Linked DNA regions of Homo sapiens: region 1 is linked to region 2. Evidence: chromatin contacts called from ENCODE Hi-C or POLR2A ChIA-PET data. All regions are on one chromosome and are shown on one strand. The core of a region is the stretch at or near the end of the contact, and the rest is flanking DNA. Distances in the headings are between cores, read along the strand shown. Region 1 holds the start of HDAC8 (histone deacetylase 8). Region 2 holds the start of FTX (FTX transcript, XIST regulator).

Region 1 (6,810 bases), core at 613-3,112, 1.7 Mb before region 2:
GTGGCGCAATCTCGGCTCACTGCAAGCTCCGCCTCTCGGGTTCACACCATTCTCCTGCCTCAGCCTCCCGAGTAGCTGGGACTACAGGCGCCTGCCACCACGCCCGGCTAATTTTTTGTATTTTTAGTAGAGACGGGGTTTCACCGTGTTAGCCAGGATGGTCTTGATCTCCTGAGCTCATGATCCGCCTGCCTCAGCCTCCCAAAGTACTAGGATTACAGGCGTGAGCCACCACGCCCGGCCTTCTTTGGTCTTGATCTGTCTCCAGCCTCACCCATTAAAGTTTGGTGCTGGTGGTGGGTTGTCTAAAAGTCTTAGGTTGAACTCACACCCTCAAATCTGGCTTAGAATGAAACGAAATCAAAAGAAAAATGGAACACCTCCTAGCTGAACACCTTTTTGTATGAGACAGGTTTTAATACCCAAATGTACTCAAAATCTCCACAATGCACTGCACCTACCCCTGGGATACTTAACCAAGCAATCGAGCTGTATTTCTAATGAACCTTAACTGCTTCCTGCACTTTCCACTCCCCTGTCCCAAGTTTTCTTTTCTTTTTCTTTCTTTCTTTCTTTTTTTTTTTTTTTTTTTTTTTTTTTTTTGAGACGGAGTTTCACTCTTGTTGCCCAGGCTGCAGTGCAATGGTGCAATCTCGGCTCACTGCAACCTTCACCTCCGGGGTTCAAGCGATTCTCCTGCCTCAGCCTCCCGAGTAGCTGGGATTACAGGCGCCCGCTACCACGTCCGGCTAATTTTTTTGTATTTTTAGTAGAGACGGGGTTTTGCCATGTTGGGCAGGCTGGTCTCAAATTACTGACCTCAGGCGATCCACCCACCTAGGCCTCCCAAAGTGCTGGGATTACAGGCGTGAGCCATGCTCTCGGCCCCCCAAGTTTTCTTAATTCTTCAAGAGCTTTCTTGGGATTACAGGCAGATTACAAACACTGTGAATACTTTCACAGAAAGCTAAAATAATTTTTTCAAAAGACCATTCTTTTCCTTGCCCCACTGTGAAGCAGGATATTAAGGCTACGAACACCTAGCTTCAGGGCTATGTTCAAGAAAGACAACTTACCTCATCTGCTTATGCAGTGCATATGCTTCAATCAAAGAATGCACCATACTGGCCTAAAAACATCAGCGTAAAAAAAAAAAAAGAAAAGCAGAAATAGTCTCTTTAAAGTTTAATTCAGCAAAATCCCCGTCAATCTCACCATCCTGAACAAAGGAACGGATTAATTTTGTTTCAACTGGCTTCCCTTCTGTTAACAGTTACAATACACTTTAGACAATACAGATACAAAGTATCAAAATCACTAAGGTGAAAGCTACCGGGCCTTAGGCAGGTGATGGAACACCTTCCCCCTGCAGCTTGTTTTCCCACGACTTCAGCGGTCCCCTATGAGTGGAAACTGCGTCCTCTCCCCTCCTCCGTACCCCCTCCCCCACTCCTACCTGTCCATTGGACGTCCCGAAGAGACATGCTGCGCTCTCAGAAACGATATGAGAACACTTCCTTCTGATACAGCTTTAGGTATCTGATACAGCTACTCGAAATTTCTGAAGATTTCCCCCAGCCCAGTGTCCTCTCCGCTTCCTAACGCTCTTTCGTCCACCGCCCCCACCCCCACCCCCAAAGCCCATGGTCTTTCATCCCGACTTCCCTTACCCGTTTGGGGATCTTGGCCAGGGAGTCACACATACTGACATACTCGGGACTATAGATATAAACCGGGACCAGCGACTGCCCACTGTCCGCCGGTTCCTCCGGCTCCTCCATCTTCCGCTTAAAACCGTTCCGCAGCCACCTTCCAGATCTGGCTTTTTTCGGACTCGGCCAGGGTTCCAGTTCCTGCTCCTCTGATCGGCCGCAGCGGTGCTCCCTGGTCAACATTCCCTCCTATTCTTGAGATCGCCGGAGACACTATCACCGCTCCCCATCCTATTGAAGGAATGGATGGGACTTCCCAGACCAGACTCCCCTCATTTAGTGACCACAGTTCAAGGAAAAGGGTTTGGCAGATGTAAAAGTCCAAATAGCTGTCAATTAGGATCGATTGTTTTTATGGCACAAATAAGTAGGGTCAAAACTAACCATCCTTGTTGCCCTACGGGGCCATTTGAGATGAAGTCAGACCAGTTTCACAGCATGCTGGGAGATGTAGTTTCCGGAGGTTTGAGCAACGGAAGAGCCGGGGCTAAACACTAAAATAACCGCGATTTTTAGTTTCAGCGCTAAGACCAAAAAAAAAAAAAAAAAAAAGTAGCCTCAACTCTTTATGAATTGTTTCAATCTGCAAACACATCCATTTCATCCATTTAACCATATAAACACAGATAGAACGTGGCCACCTAGAGCCCCCACCATCCAGCTACATCAGCTGCCTATCCTAAGGATAGGCTTTTTTTTTTTTTTTTTTTTTTTGGTGGGGGCGCTATTTAATGGCACAAATGGTTTGAAAAGTTTACACAGTAAATTCTGTGATGCAATTTTATAGTTCATTTCTTTTCATCATTAACTATCCATGTCCACATGAGAGTTAACAATCTCAATAATTTACTCTGGCAAATCTGATAGTACTTTCCCAAGAGACTGGCTGGTGCAGTGGAAATTGCTTGGTAGATTCCGATCAAGCAATGATGTCAAATGTAACTCCTTGAACATTCATGTGGTAGGAAGGTTGCAAGCAGTGGTGTTTGGAAACTGCAGCTCTTCTCCTCCTACCTCCTCTTGTTTCTGCAGCTAAACATAGATTAGGGAAATATTTTAGGTTTGGTGTGAGGGTCCAGTTTAAGACTATCTGAGGCGGTTTTAGAATTACCATCAGCATTTGGAGGTTCCTGGAGGCCCCTATGATCTGATACAAGCTGGCCAGTGCTCAGGATCTTAATTCTCATGGCAACCTAAACTGACTGACTAACACCACTGGGACAACCTAATATCCTTACTATATTTAAAGTCTGGCTTGCTTTTTAGACTTTAAACATTTATTGAAGATTGTGACATGCACATTGGCCATATTATCTCATTTCATCCTTGCAACAGTCCTATAAAGGAGGTTGCAATACACCCATTTTACAGATGCAGTTTAGAGAAACAACATTCAAAATCACATACTTAACAAGCAGATAAGTAGGAATTCAAAATTAGGTCAGCCTGACACTGAAGCCTTTGAACATTCCCTTTATTATATAAACTTGATTCGTCCAGGATGACTTTGTGTTATGATATAACTTTGTTCACCCTCCATTTTGTATCCCTTCAATACTTATTCTGAAAATCTTGGGGGTGTTTTGGTGATGTGCTCTGTAACTAGAATGTAAGATCTTATGTTTCTTTAATTTATGTCTTCCCATAGTAACTAGTTAAAAGCTCTGCAGTCATTCATTCATCAAACATTTATCTGATATTAAGTGTACAGTACAGCTGAGGATTCAAAGGTAAATTATGATGTGATCTCTGCTCTCAAGGAATTTGCATTCTTTTTTTTTTTTTTTTTTTTTTTGAGACAGAGGAGTCTTGCTCTGTCGCCCAGGCTGGAGTGCCGTGGCGCGATCTCCTCTCGCTGCAAGCTCCGCCTCCCGGGTTCATGCCATTCTCCTGCCTCAGCCTGTCCAAGTAGCTGGGACTACAGGCGCCCGCCACCACGCCCAGCTAATTTTTTTATTTTTAGTAGAGACGGGGTTTCACCGTGGTCTCTATCTCCTGACCTCGTGATCCGCCCGCCTCGGCCTCCCAAAGTGCTGGGATTACAAGTGTGAGCCACCGCGCCCAGCCAGAATTTGCATTCTTATACAGAAGATGGGGCAAGTACACAAGAAACCAAAGGCAATGCAGAGTCAATGAATGTAGGATGCTTAGCCTACTTAATAAATAAGCATTAAGTACTAAATAACTGGCATTTAATAAATGGTAACTAGAATTCATCTTTGATGGCATTTGAGAGGGTCTTAGGAGGTGGGCAAGATTTTGCTTGGTGAAGATGGGAGCCAGGAGAGGGCATGCTGACTAGAATGAACAGCATAAACAGTAACACAAAAGGGAAAATTTCTAGTCGAGTTTAGCTAAAAGGGCCAGATCATGAAGAACATTGAATACCAGGCTAAAGAGAATAGACTACATTCTGTGGGAAATGGGAAAACATATTTAGACAGAAATAGTAAGGAAAAAAGATTTCTATAGCAGCAGTGTGTAGGAAAGATTAGTCATTAAAAGGCTAGGGGCAGTTAGAGTGCCACAATGGTCCAAATAAGAAGTGATAATGATTTTAAACTAGGGTGGGGGCAATGGGAACAAAGGAGAAATAATGTACAGGGTAGGTTCAACAGGACTTTTTTATTACTTGGATATTGGTGAGAGGGAGGAAGATGGAAAAGGGTTGCTGAAAACTCTTAAATGTAAACTCTGGGTAAAGAAAAGACTAGAGGTAGCAATATAAGAAAGAGGGCAATCGGGAGGAAGAACTCATACAGTAGGGCAGAATAGACATAGATTCTGATTTTAAAAGTGTTGAAAAGTGTTTCAGAAATTAGTGGGTTAAACAATTGCAGTGATACACACACACACACTTTTCCATATAAAGAGGAGAAAACTGAAGTCATAAGAGTGGCTGAGCTAGGCAAGGGATGTGGCTTTCTCCACTGGGATGCCTAACAGTCATATCCAACAACATTTTCAAAACCAAGCTCCCAATTTCCCCACCCAAGTTCTTTCCACTCCTTTTCTATCTTTCATAGCTCAGTAAAGATATCAACATCTATCCAGTTGCCTAAGTCAGAAACCTGGGAGTTATTTGTGTTTCTTCCTTTCCTTCACCTGCAGATCCAGTCCATCAGAAATTTCCATTGGTTCTATGTCCAAGACATGCCTTAAATACATTCACTTCTCTCACTCTGTACTGCCACCACTCTAGTCTGGATACTATTATCTCTCACTTAGACTTTCTGCAGTATCAACCTGGGCGTTGCTTCCATTCTTGCTGCCTTACAACCCATTATCTTTGCAGCCACCAGAGTGAACCTCCAAAAAAAAGTAAATCAGATCATGTCACAAAACCTGCCCCAGACTCTGGTGAAGACCTCTGAGCTAGGAAGAAGAGTGTCATTTTTGGAAATGCCTGTGTGTAAGAGTTTAGAGGAGAAAAAGATGTCAGAAAGAAGACAAGGAATGGTCAAAGACCCCTTTTTGTCATTAGAAATTCACTGGTGCCCTATGGAACAAAACAAAACAGGAGGTGGGGAGGAAGCCAGATTGTGGGGGTTTAAGAAGTGAAGCCAACACAGTTAAGTGTAGCTTCCTCTTTGAAAAAATGTGATTGTGAAAGGAAGGAGTTAGTCTAACAGCTTGAGGGGACGTCGGAGCCCAGAAATTTTTTTAAGATAAGAGAAAACTGCACATGTTTATAGACAGGAGAAGCTACAGGAGTTGACTGAAAGGTGAGATCATGATGACGGGCAACATAAGGAGAAATGAGACTTGTTCTGGGCCTTCAGGGATAGGCAGCGGAAAGAGGGCAGGAGATAGACTGGCCAACTGATACCCTAAATTCTGGACTCTTCTTGGATGACATGAAAAGGTATTGTTTCATGTGTCCTTTCTGATCTAGTAACAAATAGCTGAATGGCTCTAAACTGGAAACACTATCCAAGTACCCCATGCAATGTGGCAAGATGATTCAGCTATGGAGAAAGATAAATTGTTGCACAATGCTCTGGAATTGGCAACCTATTCCTGCAGCTAATCTCAAAGGGCGGCTAGACGCTTGCTCATGGTTAAGAAAGAGCACACATCATGCCACAGGTCCCTCACCTCAATTTTCCACATTCGTAACACCCATATGGTTCTTAAACTGGGAAGAAAACCCTTCTCAATGCACTTTATTTGCAGTTGGAGGACTTGAGGTCACAGGAAGTAGGTTGAATCTTGGCTTCAAAGCTTGCTAGGGTGGTGACCCAGGGCAAGTTACTTGACTCACTTTCCTCAATCATTATTGCTAAAAGTAACATTCGAACCGGTAAGTTCAGGTTGGGCTGTGCCATATTTTTTTGGTGCTTTCCCCTGCTTTTCCCCAGAAGGGGAGGCAAACACATTACAAGGGCACCACCCTTCAGTGAATGAGCAGAGTCTTCTCTGCTCATTTCACTATCTGTCCAGTGACACTTCAACTGTCTTCAACTGACCCTTGTCACACCACCCCCTTAATGTCATTTTCCTTGGAGAGTGTCATTGTTGAGAATGTGATCGCTAGCGTCAGACTGCATGGGTTCAACTTCCAGCTCTATCACTTATTAGATGATTGATTTGGGGCAATTTACTTAAACCCTCAGTGCCTCAGGTAGCTTACTTGTAAGATGGCAGTATCTATCTTACATGGCAATTGTGAAGATAAAATGGCTCACGCTAAGTGCCTATATAACAATGGCATTTGGTATGTGCTCAAATATTGGTTATTTAAGAGCCATTATGCCAAATATTTCTATATTTGGTGGGGAAGGGAGTTTCCCCCTACTGTCATCCTTACCCCCATACCACTACTGCACAAGTACTACTAGTGGTTTGAGAATAAGTTCTTGGTTTTTTGGCTTAGCCTTAAAAGAAATCACACATCTGCTAAATATAGGGTGACCATATCTTTCAAACTGAGACATTTTTTGAGAGTGACACAGTGCTATTGATAATTATGCCAGTAAAACAGGCATAAATGGGGGCTGCCCTGGACAAACCAACACCTGAGGTTACTCAAGTTAAAAAGGAAATGAATGTCTACCAAATATAAGAATAAAAATTGATGGCTGTATTTTTTTAAAAT
Region 2 (7,176 bases), core at 4,417-6,916:
TCTAAACTAGAAATAACATTCAGTTTCAGGAAACCAGAATTAGACCCCTCCAAGACCTTTGAGAATATCTAATTCACCTATGTATTATAAACAAGAAAAATGAAACAGAGAGATAACACACTCTGCCCACTCCCTTTTCAAAATCATGTGAGTGATAGTAACAGACTCCTTGAGGCAAGATTATTACTGTAATAGTTATTTGGTTCAGATGGTTTTATACAAAGATAAGATGGCATTTTTCTGTGCCTCATACCTTTCTTAATAATACCTAGGTTTTTACTGGCTTTTTTGTCTCTGACCAGCAAATAGGGCTGATAACATCAGCAAGTTGTTGACAGTTATACTGAGATCACTGTTTTGGGACCCAATGTCTCTATGAGGCTGTTATTTAATAAGCTTAACATACTATTTTCCCCTAAAGTTATTTCACTGCTCTTGCCTATACACTGTTCCTTTCTGCCAATTAGCCCACTCCTGGTGCCTTCTCACATGCTAGCGTGTTCCTATTAGCATTTCACATCCCCAAAGCATTTAACAGTATGTATAAATGTGGACACTTCAATATTGCCCATATCCTCCCTCAGACCACTCAGAAATATTTAAAATAAGACCAGTCCCTGAATGGATGGGGGAGAAGGGACCGCTGTTTTGTTTCTTGTCTAAATTAGTTTCTCATTAGGGACAAAATGTTGCCCTGTCTTCTCCCCATGCCCAGAGCCAGGAAGCACCACTGTTGTACAGTACTCAAAAGTGCTTTCCTTTTAGATAAAAAGAAATGGATTTCTGTTTAAAGGTCAGACAAGGCTGGGTAAGGTGGCTTATGCCTGTAATCCCAGCACTTTGGGAGGCGGAGGCAGAAAGATTGCTTGAGCCCAGGAGTTCGAGACCAGCCTGGGCAAGACCTCCACTCTAAAAATAAAAACAAAAATAAGATAGAGGTCAGACAAATGTTATCTCAAAATGGCTACCAAGAACCAGACATGTATCCACACAGCAGTTATATTTGGAATTGCAAACATTTCTTCAGACTCAATGGCAACAAATATTACTGGGAGCATATCTGCAACAAACGACATTTGCAACTTACAAATAACATTCAGGCACAAATTGAATAATTCACAAAAGGAAATAAGAGCTAGTAATTAAGATCTAAAAGTCCAGCCTCACTAATAATCAGAGAACTGTATCACAAAACAAAGATATCGGCCAGGTATGGTGGCTCACCCCTGTAATCCCAGCATTTTGGGAAGCCGGGGTGGGAAAATCACTTGAGCCCAGGAGTTCAAGACAAGCCTGAGCAACATGGCAAAACTCCATCTCTACAAAAAAATTTAAAAATTAGCTGGACATGGTGGCACACACCTGTACTCCCGCTACTCAGGAGGCTGAGGTAGGAGGATCTCTGGAGCCCTGGAAGTTGAGGCTTCAGTGAGCCATGATCACGCCACTGTACTCCAGCCTAGGCGACAGGGGGAGAGCCTGTCTCAGAAAAAAACAAAAACAAAAAAACCCCACAGAGATATCATTCATTCATTTACATATGGAGTCAGCAAAAAAAAAAAAAGCAAAAACATTTTTTATAAGTACCTAAATGACTGGGTACAAAAACTGACATTAATTTTTTGAAAAGTAAATATGCCAATTCTTTATAATGTTCAAATCTTTTGACAAATAACTAATTCTAGAAGTCTCTTCGATAAACAACCCAAAATAAATAATAAAAACCAAATGAAAAGATATTCATTACATAATTTAAAATACTGAAAATCTGTAAAATACTTCCATACAACAGAACATCATGAAACAATGACAATTACAAAGAATGTTTAACATGGACATGCGCATGTTATAATGTTAAAAACAAAACACAATATAAAATAGTACACATATATTATCAACTGCAAAGAAAAATGCAGAGAATGAAGTGAATAAATGTATTAACAATAGTTATCTCTGGGTGGTAAAATCATGGATGTTTTTTCTCCCATGCTTGATAGTTACCCTCAGGCAAAGTTACAATATTTACCAAATTTCTAGACTGAGGGAGCTATTCAAATTTAAACAATAGAATAAAAATCACAAAATAGAAGATAAATTTGTCAAATAATTTCAAATCTCTACTAGCCAAAAATTTAAAGACAAAAATTAAGAGGCAAACAATAACATGGAGTAGGTATTTATAACATTACAAAAGTCTGAATACTAATCTTTATTTACAGAACACAAACAGATAATAATAAACAGTAAACTAAAACTTCAACGCATAAATCAACATAAGATATGAACTATCATTACATGAAAGAAAACTGCTGAGATATATATGGAGGAAGAAAATCCAAACTAATAGGCAAACGAAAAATTAATACTGGTTTTTATCCATTAAAAATTAAAAAACAACAACATTCAGCGCTTGTATGAGTAAAAATTGATACAACCTTTTTAGGAAGAAATTTGGCAATAGATACTGAGAGTTTAAAATGTTCATACCCTTTGATGTACTAACTCCACTTCCACGAATGTATCCTAAGCAAATAATAAAAATAAAACAAATGTATTTTCAGTCTTTTATTACAAGAAAAAAGACAATAACCTTTCCATCACTATTGTATATTTAGATCAACACGAAATACTAATAATGGGTTAAAAAAAAAACTACTGCAGTAAATGACTGGTTAGATGTCTCAAAGCATTAGATCAGACAGAAAATCAGGCAAAACAAGAAGGGTGTGTCCAGCCTGCCGCAGTCGGCCATTTTAGACCCTCTGCAGAACAAAAAGCACAGAAAACAAGGGTAGTTAAGGATAGCCACCCCACTAGGCACCAAATCAACAATTCTTTATCTTTTGTCTCCTAGGTATGTAACCCTGTAGTCTGCACAGTCAGAAACAGAAAACAGGTCTTCTTTCTCAAATGGTTTTGGTTAGTTACAAACAAATTTTGAAATCATAAAAGAAGGTTCCTTTAAATTCGCCCCCTCTTTTTAGGGAATAAAGCATAATGCTTAAAAGCACATGCTTCTGGAGCCATCCCACCTGGATAAAAACCCAGTCTCAGCCATTCAACTGGCTGTAAAGCCTTGAACAAATTAGTCTCGTGTCCCTCAAATTTCTCATTTGTATAAACTTAATAACAGTACTGTGTTTCGTAAGATTGTCGAGAGTACCAAATGAGTTACGGCCTATGTAAAAGCACGCAGACCAGAACCTCGAACGTAGTAAGTGCTATTGACGTTTAATCATTATTACAGATAGAGAAATAGGCCCAGCAGCCGGGCGTGGTGGCTCACGCTTGTAATCCCAGCACTTTGGGAGGCCAAGGCGGGCGGATCACATGAGGCCGGGAGTTCGAGACCAGCCTGGCCAACATGGCAAAACCCCGTCTCTACTAAAAACACAAAAATTAGCCGGGCGTGCGCGCACCTGTAACCCCAGCTACTACTTGGGAGGCTGAGATATCAGAATCGCTTGAACCCGGGAGGCGGAGGTTGTAGTGAATTGAGATCGCGCCACCGCACTCCAGCCTGGGCGACGGAGCAAGACTCTGTCTAAAAGTAAATAAATAAATGAGCGAGAGAGAGAAATAGGCCCAGAGAAGGAAAAGGACCACCATGAAATAATAGCTAGGATTACTGGGAAAAGATGTTTTTTTCAGTTTTTAATCCTGTGCTCCTTCTAACTATGTCTGTATCTAAGTGCTAACTTACTAGTTTTAGCGATTAACAGCAAGTCTTCAGAGAGTCATGACAGTACATCTGCCTTTAAAATAGAAACTCTAATCTTCTCCCTTGACAAAACCGTGCTGAAAGTTCTACAGAAGAAAAAATAAAGGAAAGGGTGAAAGCCCAGGTTACCTTCATACCACCACTGCCATTAACTACTTTTCAATCTTTCTCCACGACAGTATGAGTCCCAGGCAGCCATAGGTCCAAATTCCAGGTTTACGGCAAAGAGTAACAAGCATTTGGAAACACATCCAAATCCTCACGCCTATGTTCTCAGGGAAGAAAATCAAGAGCTTTCGGCCAACATTAACATTGGATTCTCACACTACAACCACAGTGTTTTGCTACTCTGATGGGGTGACTGTATTCAGAGCCAAGTACAGCGACCCAAGATCGGAAAGCCAGAGAGCCCTCCGAATGCGTACTGCCCAAATGTGGCCTGTCTCCAAGTGCTCCCTTTTTACGCATTTCCTACGCACCGCCAGCTGCCGCAACCTTTTGCAGAGTCATCATCGCCTCCTCATTTTTGTACCCACTTACCGATAGGCCACTGAGAGGCTAAGATTCTGGGTTAATTTCTAGTGGATCTGGCCACAGCATAGGAGAACTCCAACTCAGGTTGATCCCTTCACTCAGCTAAAAAGGTAGTTCTCTGCAAGGCCTGCTAGCCCAAGATGGCCAAGCAAAGACAGCTTACCTCCCCCCTCGCCATTTTGCAACCTTAATTACCCGAATGCTGAGCGCCTCCCCTCCCCGGCACTCCGTCTGAAATACGCATGCGCGCCGCTTCCTCCTTACCGTTCTCCCCAACCATCCAGATGTTGTCTCAAATATGCATGAGCGCCACCTCTACCTCCCAAACGCTGGTACCAACTCCTAGCAACTTTGCGTTGTTAAATATGCCTGCGAGTCCTTCACTTCCCGACCTTCCAACCCTCCAACCCCGACGCCATTCAAGCCTTGCGCATGCGTGCCTCCCTCTCCCCACCCCCGCCCCACTGGAGCCCGTCCCCTTAACTCAGGTCTTCTCAAATACTGTAAGCTTGAGCGCCGCCCCTCGGCGCCGCGCCTCCTCATCCAGCCTCTCAAATACCCTGCGCACCGCGATAGTCCTCTCTCTTCTTGCTCCCATTTGTATACAGTATGCATGCCTGATGCTATCTGGACGTGTTTCTCGCCACAATTCTGCCCCAGTGCCCAAGGAGAGCCATTACCAGCCTTCCCTAATGCGAGTAGATGCGATAAACTAGGGAAGTTGAATCGGGGAAAGAAGGCGTTGCAGGTGATCAGAGTGAATCCCAGATCTAGATGGAATCGGTCCCAACTCCAAGGGAGGGGGCTAGAGTACCCCAGGATTCACATAAGACCGGTCAACCTGAACAAAGGCAAGGAAAACTTTCACAAACCATCGGATGAACATAATCCTAAGGCCTCGCCCTTTAAATACATCTGCTACAAATGACGAACCACAAATGTTTTAAACAGGGAACATTATGGAAAACACCGATGCTCAGGTGCCTTGACTCTAGTTAGAGGAAAGGAACCCGCATTCCTTTCACAATGGGAAGCAAATGCTCAACATCCTTTTGGAAAACTGGGGCCTGTAACGTATTCCATTTTTTCCTCCCGTGAACTGGAAAAATGCACAAATTAAGGATCTTCCTGGCCCAAGTTCCCTCCGCCGCCCTCCATGTTCTGTTCTTCCCCTACATCGTTCCTTTACCTCCTGGTTGAATTCAGTGTCGTAGCAGGAATTCTTAGAGCTGGCCGTCCCAAGATGGGGTGGAGAGAGCGGCATGAAAGAGAGAGAGAGAGAGAGACACGCCTGAATGGCAGCAGCAGGCCTTAGCGGCAATGGACAGCAGGCACAGGACCAGCTTTGCCTCGAGCCGCAACGCTGATGCCAGAAAAGGACAACCTCTCCAGAATCGCCGCAGTGTGCTTCCAGCGCATGCGCTGCTAACGCCCCTTAACCCCCCCTCCGCGCCCCGCCTCCCCCACGCGCCGCTCTCCAGCCTCTAGGAGTCTAACCCTTAGCGGTCCACCGACCTCCTTCACTTCTTTCCCAGGACGCTATCCCACTCTGCTTCTTCCACCTTTCCCCTCCCCTCGGTCACACTGGCCTCCACCATCATCCCTCCCTCAGCCCATACTTCTTTCGTCAATCCCTCTCCCATTATTCTTAGCCCACCATCTACCTTTATTTCCTCTGCTATCGTTAGTGGTCTACCCTTCAATTCTTCACTTTCCCTGCCAGTCTGCAGCCCTCTTGGGCCTCTTACTCCTCTCCTCCTATGCCTGATGTTGAAATTTGTAAAAATTACCGCAAAAATTTTTTTTTAAATAATTGTAGCCCGGGCGCGGTGGCTCACACCTGTAATCCCAGCACTTTGGGAGGCCGAGGTGGACGGAACCCTTGAGTTCAGGAGTTCGAGACCAGCTCGGGTGACATGGCGAAACCCCGTCTCTACAAATAAATACAAAAATTAGCCGGGCGTGGTGGTGCGCACCTGTACTCCCAGCTATTCAGAAGGCTGAGGTGGAAGAATCACTCGAGCCCAGGAAGTCGAGGCTACAGTGAGCTATGATTGTGCCAGCTATGATGTTGCCAGCCTGGGCAACAGAGTGAGACCCCATCTCAAAAAAAGAAAAAAAATATTTCCACACATCCTCTCCAAAGCAGCTCTCAGGGTGAGCTCAACCAGCCTGTCTTGGGCAAAGAGAACACCTTTTTGATGATGACCCACAGGGAAGATCCAGAGACAGGGAACCAGAACAAAAACTGCAAAAGTGTTCAATCAATTTGGGGGTAAGAGGCAGTAGACCACCAACATGGAAAGCTCTTTTCTTTCTATTCACAACCCTGGTATTGTCTGGACATTAAAAATGAGATTCAATGTCCTTCACTGCTTACTACAAGGCCTGTTCTTGTCTTCTGTAAGAACTCAAATATTAATTTTGAGGGAAATGGCATTATTTACTTAAGAGGCTCTGAAATAGATCCCTCTTTGGGTGTGAACTAGAAAGAATACAAAATAATATTTTGTTTCTCTTTATTATGTTTTACTTTGGTGTCTGGTTCTTATTGCTTTCTAAAAGAGCCAGTTTGGAAATACCAAAAACTGAGACCCGCAAATTCATAAATCCTAAAACTCATAAACTTATACATCACCATCCTCTCAAATTAACTTAAGAATGTTATATCAACATTATTCAGAGAAAAATGGGTTTGCATTTGTTATATAATACGCCCAAAAAATTATACAACAATGTGCATATGAAGAAGAAAAAAGAGAAATAGGCATGCATTAAATAAAAAAGAAATGCCGAAATCTCAGTGGTACAAAGAACCTCTTCTAAATTAAAATAATCATTTATTATTACACAAAAGTTAAAATATAAGAAATTTTACCCCAAATTCTACAACACTATTTTAACAAATGCTCTTATCTCTG

What was found. Hi-C counts contacts between places; a loop is a spot of excess contacts on that map. ChIA-PET counts read pairs that join two places held with the same protein, here RNA polymerase II (POLR2A). Pooled maps may share reads with other maps.
Region 1: a map of OCI-LY7 shows a loop between it and region 2 (7-fold over the local background). The contact joins the promoter of HDAC8 here to the promoter of FTX in region 2. A Hi-C loop is called at or near these places in 1 of 168 maps with a recorded cell type or tissue (OCI-LY7), 2 of 37 single-sample maps with no recorded cell type and 9 of 50 pooled maps. POLR2A ChIA-PET finds 5 or more read pairs at or near these places in 1 of 52 experiments (Caco-2).

Annotation. Positions count from the first base shown.
Region 1 is chrX:72,570,981-72,577,790 of GRCh38, forward strand. It overlaps HDAC8 (histone deacetylase 8), which reads right to left and starts at 1,863. Exons shown (of 11, transcript NM_018486.3): 1 at 1,671-1,863; 2 at 1,077-1,129. The coding sequence starts at 1,781. RefSeq lists an enhancer at 1,826-1,955.
Region 2 is chrX:74,287,908-74,295,083 of GRCh38, forward strand. FTX (FTX transcript, XIST regulator) reads right to left here and starts at 5,667. Exons shown (of 7, transcript NR_028379.1): 1 at 5,445-5,667. LOC124905199 (a long non-coding RNA gene) reads right to left here and starts at 4,689. Exons shown (of 2, transcript XR_007068266.1): 1 at 3,851-4,689; 2 at 1-2,523. RefSeq lists enhancers at 2,548-3,339, 4,131-4,921.